Regions from separate parts of the Homo sapiens genome. Here regions 1 and 3 are each linked to region 2. A link is a loop called in an ENCODE intact Hi-C map of the cell type or tissue named here. Cell type or tissue: heart right ventricle. All regions are shown on one strand. Region 1 has its middle 210 kb from the start of LINC02344. Region 2 overlaps LOC102723406 (a long non-coding RNA gene). Region 3 holds the start of LOC102723406 (a long non-coding RNA gene).

Evidence for each region. Hi-C counts contacts between places; a loop is a spot of excess contacts. Peaks named below come from ENCODE experiments on the same cell type or tissue, not always from the same donor. Only the 100,000 strongest peaks of a DNase experiment are listed, where the experiment ranks them.
Region 1: it touches region 2 in a loop (3.0-fold over the local background); 16 of 110 quality-filtered maps call a loop at or near these places.
Region 3: it touches region 2 in a loop (7-fold over the local background); 17 of 110 quality-filtered maps call a loop at or near these places.

Annotation. Positions count from the first base shown.
Region 1 is chr13:33,545,973-33,548,472 of GRCh38, forward strand. It overlaps a transcript of STARD13 not described here. Among named protein-coding and RNA genes, the nearest start is that of LINC02344, 210 kb to the left of the region's middle. In heart right ventricle, no CTCF peak of the experiment used is centred here; no DNase peak of the experiment used is centred here; H3K27ac peaks cover 31 bases.
Region 2 is chr13:33,609,302-33,611,801 of GRCh38, forward strand. LOC102723406 (a long non-coding RNA gene) reads left to right here. Exons shown (of 6, transcript XR_007063750.1): 5 at 1,132-1,327; 6 at 1,466-2,477. It also overlaps a transcript of STARD13 not described here. Among named protein-coding and RNA genes, the nearest start is that of RFC3, 210 kb to the right of the region's middle. In heart right ventricle, a CTCF peak has its summit at 1,367 (motif pointing right); DNase peaks (open chromatin) are centred at 1,230 and 1,920; H3K4me3 peaks cover 1,411 bases; H3K27ac peaks cover 2,500 bases.
Region 3 is chr13:33,553,580-33,556,079 of GRCh38, forward strand. It overlaps LOC102723406 (a long non-coding RNA gene), which reads left to right and starts at 1,154. Exons shown (of 6, transcript XR_007063750.1): 1 at 1,154-1,238. It also overlaps a transcript of STARD13 not described here. In heart right ventricle, no CTCF peak of the experiment used is centred here; no DNase peak of the experiment used is centred here; H3K27ac peaks cover 1,428 bases.

The DNA of each region.
Region 1 (2,500 bases), 63 kb before region 2:
TTAAATAACCTTATTTTGTTGACTAAAAGTAATTAGTATTTTATGACATTTATTTATTATGGCTGTTAACATTACAATTTATCCTGGCTAATTTCATCAGTAAACACTCTTATGAAATGATACTGTAGTTTACTTTCAACCAAGAATTGGTTGACTTTGATACAGTAATTAGATTAGGATTCCCACGTCAGATTTTCTTTCAAAAATAATTCCTATTATTATGTGGAAGCCTCCTTTTCTGATTTTTTTCTCTTATTTTCTAAGAACATAATATGTAAATGGATGTATAATGAATATTTGTGGCAAAAAGCATTTGTCTAAGAAGAATTAAGTTGATTCAGCTGTTAAAGGGGTCTTAGTTGTTAGAGCTTTTTGGCGGTTTATTTGCTATAATCAATAGACTTATTAATACTTTTAATTTTAGCCTAATAGTACTAATAGTCACATTTTGACTAACTATTGGGCCAGTTTTTCTTTGTCATTCATTGGTAGTTGAGTCTCTGTAGCCTTTATACTGCCCTATTTTTGGTTTGCCACATTTTAAATCTCAAACTGCCTATAATTTATACTGTTAGTCTTTGGAAATAAGTTTGAATTGACTATTCTGCTAAACTCATTTTAATGACCATGCTCCCTTGTGATGAGCTAAATTTATTTATTATTGTGTTGTCGTATTAATTTTTTTTTTTTTGAGACAGTCTCACTCTGTCGCCCAGGCTGCAGTGCGGTGGCTCAGTCTCCACTTACTGCAACCTCCACCTCCCGGGCTCAAGTGATTCTCCTGCCTCAGCTTCCTGAGTAGCTGGGATTACAGGCAAGATTAATGTTTTTTATTTGTAATCAATTTAAGCCTAATACATGTTCTAATAATTTTTGTATTTCATATATGGATAAATTATAATAATTCTTTTAAAGTGAAAGTATTGATGAGAGATACTTTTTTTTGGAATAGCTCATTTTAAGCCCCTGATACTTGATATGGATAAAATATTTTCAGTGTTTAATAAAATGTTGAAATATATTTAACTTTACTAATTTGAGCCCTGCCAATTATAATACTTTAGAAAAAGTGAAAATATAATAGTACATTTATAAGGCTTTTAAGTATTCACAAAATAGTCATTTCCCAGTAGATGTTTTTCAGCTCTTATGATACAGTGTTTTCTTTTTCTTTTGGCCATGTATTGATCAGAATTAGTCATTAACTTTACTAACAACTGGATTTAGTTTGTCAGCCTTGATGGTTTGGTTACACAGATGTAGCTATTGTGTCAACCCCACTGTTTTAAATATGTTCCTATGCCAGGTGAAATTTGATCCCTTTAAGCAAATTTCTGTTAAACACTTTGTGTCAGTTTCAGTAACGTTTCCCCAATGAACATTCCTACTGTACAAAATTTTACATATGTGTATTTACATATTTATACTTTTTTCACAAATGTGGGAATTTAGGATACTATGTTTGTAAAAATTGGGCAATTTTTCTTGAAGATAATTTTTAAAATTACAGCAAAACATAGGGCCCTGAGAAGAAGAGGTAAAATATATGGAAGAGCAAGTATGTATAGATAATTTTGTAACGTAACCTTGAGAGAAATATAGAAAACTGAGACAACATAAGCCAAAGGAAAGGAATTGGGATGTAAAACCTTTAGGGTAGAGCAGTGCTCTGCTGTGGTCATTTATGCCTTGGCATTAAGTTCTTTTGAATATAAAACAATGCATTTAGAAGGATTTTAAGACTATATCACAGTGCACTGGCATTTTCTTCTTCAATTTTCCAGGGCTAAATAAGGTAATTGAATAATAAAACTTAAAAGCATTTTTCATTTCATGAAGATCCAAGAAAAAATATTTCATAACAATTTTTATTTACAAGAAGGAAAAACATATTCATAAGAATCTTAGATGATTAGTAGGTTAATGAAATAAAAAGTTTGTTAGGAAGAAGGAATACTAGTTATTGAACAATGCCAATTTTTTCTATTTAAAAATATTTAAAATGCCATTAGTTGATTTATTTAATGAGCCATCAGCCTTTATTTTAGATTCACTATAACTCTGATCTCCTAAACCTGCTTTTCCTATCAGGTCTTAAATATTTCATCCCTGCTTTCTTTTACAATATAGTTTTTGGGAATGTAACTATCATGTTGATAAGTAATGCTAGGTGAAGGAAAAAGTTAAAACAACTCCAATGCTAGGCAGTGATATACCATAGAAAAATAAATGAGCCAAAGATAGGGGAAGTGATTTTTTTTGGAGGAAGAAAACAGAAATGAGAACAAGAGGACATGGATGACTGCTGAAAAACTGACCAAGTTCCTCTTCAGTCTTCTAACAGAATTTGGAAGATGTTCTTAGCATGCAACTGTTGGTTGAAAAAAACCCAAATGTACAAGGGCCATCAGTTCTTAAAAGTGGAATAGTGCATAGAAAGCTTATTGACACAACATAGCAGTTTGATGAAATGGACTGAAGCCATTTCTGTGGAGTGGAC
Region 2 (2,500 bases):
CAAAAAGCTCAAATGGACAACAGCATATGAAAATATGCTCAACTTCACTAGTTCTCACGGAATTGAAAAGTCAAGCGGCCAGGTACCACTTGAAACCGTCATGTCAGCAAATACAATTAATCGGGTGCACTAAGTTTTGGTGAAAATCTTGATCATTGCTGGTGAGCTTGAAAATTAACATAGCCCTCTTGGAGAGCAATTTGTCAATATTTGGCAATGTTGAAACTGACCTATGGCCCAGGAATTCTACTTCTAATTTCTTTCTTTCTTTTTTTTTTTTTTTGAGATGGAGTCTCGCTGTGTTGCCCAGGCTGGAGTGCAGTGGCAGGACCTCGGCTCACTGCAAGCTCCACCTCCCGGGTTCACGTCATTCTCCTGCCTCAGCCTCCCAAATAGCTGGGATTACAGGCACCCACCACCACGCCCGGCTAATTTTTTGTATTTTTAGTAGAGACGTGGTTTCACCGTGTTAGCCAGGAGATGATCTCTGTCTCCTGACCTCGTGATCTGCCCGCCTCGGCCTCCCAAAGTGCTGGGATTACAGGCGTGAGCCACTGCGCCCGGCCTCTACTTCTTCGTTCTTTAGGGTCTACTCCCATATACACTAGGCATGTGTGCTAGTGTAAATGTACAAACATGCTAATTGTATTCTTTGTAATTTAAAAAGTGGGGAAAAAAGTCATGCTCCTGAATAGAATCGATTTAAAAAATAATTGTTTTTATTGAAAAGTTTATTAAACAATCTTAAAGCTAGATTTACATTGATATTCACAATGATAAATTCCTAAAGTGGCCGGTTAAGTGCAAAATGTAAATTGTAAAAAGATATTTAAAGGATATCATTTACATAAATTTAAAAACCATGCAAGATCATATTTAAATAAAACTATGCATGGAAAAAATAAGAAAAATCACGTGGGAACAATATAGACAAATTTAAGGAGGTTCACTCTGGGGAGGGGAGGGATGAAGGTGGGGCCTTACTGTATCTTCAAAGTCTTACTTATTTAAGGAGAAAAAAAAGCAAGTTGTTTCCAGTAATACTAACATCTAAACATCTTGGTGATGATATATTTGTTACTTTTATTGTTAAAAACAAAATTTCTCATTTTATTTTGCATTTTGAAAAAGGAGACAGGAGGAGAGAAGAATCATGGACTCCCTGGGCACAGCACCGCAGGTGGCTTTGCCAGTTCTCCCAGCCCCGCGCTGCTCCTGCGCCTGCGCTGAGCCTCCACGTGTCCTCAGGAGACTTAGCCTAGCCTGGGTATCACCAGCAGTGGGCCAGGCCGCTTTGCCTTCAACTCCCAACAGTAACCTTGCAGAGGTCAGCCTGGGGCCACCAGGAGGAGTTAGTAAGAGCTTATCCTGTGGGGGCACTCACTGGGGCTGGTGGCCGGGAAATCCCAGGTGTTTTGTTGGTTTGAGTTTTGTTGTGTTTTTATTTTTCTTCCGCTGAGATCAGGACTGAAGCAGGGACGCAGTGCTCAGCACGCCCAGCCCACCGCGGGCCACTGCGCGGAGAACCTCTGCCAGGGTCGCCTGCTCACGTCCCCTAATCCGCTCCTGGCGCGCGTTCCTGTCCTCCTCCTGCTGTGACTAGTGTGCATGGAAGGGCACAGTGGTGGCAGAAAGACTTGTGGCGAGATATCAAGATCCACAGGAAGTCATAAGAGAAAAAGCATTTTGTTTGAACTCCACCCACTGACCTTTTGTGGGTGAGCTTTCGGTGAAACAGCAACATCCTCAGAAATCTTAGAGACACGGCTTTGTAACCCGGGGGAGAGACACCGCTTCCAAATATAATTGACGTGGCTTTCCTGCCTTAATTCGGGGTATCCTTTTTCCACCACATAATCTTCCCTTTGTCCGCGCTGATTCCTGTTTAGTTTGGCAGGGCCAGCTGCTGGCAGGCTCCCCCAGTGCTGAATGCTCCGCGCTCCACTGTGCTGGGCCTGCTGAAAAAGCAGACAGCGCTCCCTCTCCCCCAGAATCAGGAGCCAAATGCCACACCGATTGTGCAACTTGTCTCTGGTTACCAGGAAAACGTAAAGAAATGCCAATGAAGCAGAAAGGTCGACAAAATTCTTTCCAACGCTTGAACAAAAAAGGTATTTTTAGGGCCCTAGATTTATGGAAGTCAATTCTTCCACTCCTCGCCAGGCTTTCAAACCTCCTATTCTTTGCACTACATTATTTGAATAAACCGTAAATACCCTTAGTTGCTCTAATAGCAACTGCTGGTCCATATTGTGCAAGGCGGCCATGGTCTGAAGACCTTGTTGAATTTGAAAGACAGAAGTTCCGTTTCTGGCACATAAACTTGAATCAGGGCTATAGTTAAGAGTGCCAGTGAGGTCCACATTTTGACAGCTAGATAAGCAGGTCATTTATTCAAAAGGACTTTGAATCCATGCCCAGAGTCAAATGCAGTCCTTTGTAAAGCCCAGCAGGCTTGAAATAAAAACTTCTTAACTGAGTTGATCAGTGTCCTGCATTT
Region 3 (2,500 bases), 56 kb before region 2:
GCACTTTTTTTTTTTTTTTGAGATGGAGTCTCACTCTGTGGCCAGGATGGAGTGTAGTGGCGCTATCTTGGCTCACTGCAACCTTCGCCTCCAGGGTTCAAGTGATTCTCCTGCCTCAGCCTCCCGAGTAGCTGGGACTACAGGCACCCACCACCACGCCTGTCTAATTTTTGTATTTTTAGTAGAGACGGGGTTTCACCATGTTGGCCAGGATGGTCTCGATGTGTTGACCTCATAATCCACCTGCCTCAGCCTCCCAAAGTGCTGGGATTACGGGTGTGAGCCACCGTGCCTGGCTGCAAGCATTATTTTAATTAAAAATTTCCCAATAATTATATCAAAATTTTAGAATTTATAGTTTAGTTTTCAGGATTCACAGCAAATTTTTTAAAAGATTTCTATTTTTAACATATTCATTATATTATTATTAGAGTTTGGTGAATATGCTAAATGCCTCTCCCTTCCATGAGTTTATGAATTTCAATTATATCTTCTCTTCACCATTGGGTATCTGGCCTAATCAATATTAATAGATATTTAACCACATTTTAAAGCTATAATAATTAAAATAGTATAATACTTATATAGGGAGGAACATTAAATACTCAGGAGATGTAATTTTTTTAGCCTCTTAATTTGGCAGTGTATCTCAAAATGTGGTATGTATCAAAATAATCTGGCCCCAATTTCATAACTTCTAAGTGGGATGCAGCTCTGCCATGTATTTGTTGAAGGCAGTGATGGTGGCAGTGATTCTAAAAGAGAAATTCTCAATTTTGTAGCTGATTCGCATAGAGGGCTTGTGACTCCATCACCTACTGTCTGTGTGACCCTGTGCAAGTTACCTAACCTTCCATGCCTCAGACTCTTCCTCTCTAGAAGAACTGAGCATAATAATAGTGCCTTCTTCATCGGATTATTATGATAGTTACATGAATTAAGACATGGAATGTGCCAGGTACTATGTATAGTAAGTATCAAATATCTGCTATTATTATGCTAAGGCCTGTTATTACAAAGTAAAGTTACCTAATATTTATTATTTTTTACGTGTTATAAATTGTTAGGCACACTGAAGATATAAATGCATGATCTCATTTATTTTTCATATCCACTCAATATGCTGAATGTTGTCTTACCCATTTCAGAGGTTGGAAAAGTGAGGTCCAGAGAGGCTTAGCTGGCTGAGTGTGACTGAGAAGAAAAGGCTTGGGGCTGCAAACTCCACAGAGATAAAGGTGAAGTAATTTTCCAGTAAATGTTGGGGTTGGGATCAAAATTATGTGTAATTTATTTCAAAAGCCCTCCTAGTGTTTGGCACATTTTAAGCATGCAAACTTTGAAAGCATACCTTGGTTTTCCTGGGTTCATCTGAGGGCATTTTCGTTTAGTAGGTCTGGATGTAGGGCCCAGGAATCTGCATTTAACAACAAACACTCCCAGGTGGTTCTGAGGCTGGTAGTCTAAGGATCACAGTGTCAGAAACTCCGCACTAGGTCATGTTCTGAGATAACTAAGAAAGGATGTAGGAAGTAATCATAAAGGGTTTCAAAATGTGTTTAAGGTCATATGTAACTAGTTAGTATCTGAACTGAAACTAGGTGTTAGGTGCCCTCTCAATCCATTCCTCTTTTTCACATCAGAGACCTTAAGCCTGGATTTTTCTCTTAGCCTAGCATCAAATCAGCTAAGCCCATGTCTGCTATTTCTCTAACCTCTTGCTGGGCTTCAGCAAAGCTTCTGCAGGGGAGAGGGCTTGTTTATTTTTAGTCAGAGGCCAGACCAGCAGAGGAGCTAAAATGCTCCAACTGTCTGCATTAACTTTTCATGAAGTTTTTGGGAAAGAAGAGAATGGCCTTATTAGGTGTAAACCTTTTTTATCCTGAAATTATTTTGTAATTGGGAGGTTTGTTTTTATTATAAATTTCAATACCCTGGGTACATTCTTGTAAGTTCTAATGCTATTCTCTAAGCTGCTGATCATCCCAAACAGCTGTTCGTTCCTCTGTAGTCCAACCTAACCTCAGTTAGATTTTTGAGAGAATGGATGGTGATCTAATGGAAAGAGTAAACAACTTGGAGTTAGGAAATACTGGTTAAGCATTGTCCTGCTAGACACTAGTTAAGTGAACCTAGAAAAGTCCCTGATCCTCTGCAAACTTCAATTATTTCACTTAAAAAATTGAGATAATAAGGTCTTAGTATCTAACATCAGAATTATGAGAATCACATGAAATAAGTTAGGTAAATGGACTTTGCCCACTCTTCTATGATGTTCAATCTCTTGTTAGTATTAGACCCATTTTATAGTCTGACCCATTTTTATTGTCTGATGTGGTATTCCTGAGGCCCCAGGTTTGGAGATAATAATATTTCTTCTTCAGAAAAATAAATGACAGAGCCATGGCTGTGGAGCTTTCATAGACACAGGGCTCTTTAGCTAGTGAAGCAAGAACTGGCAAAGTAGGAACACACAAAAGTTAATGCTGTCATGTTTACT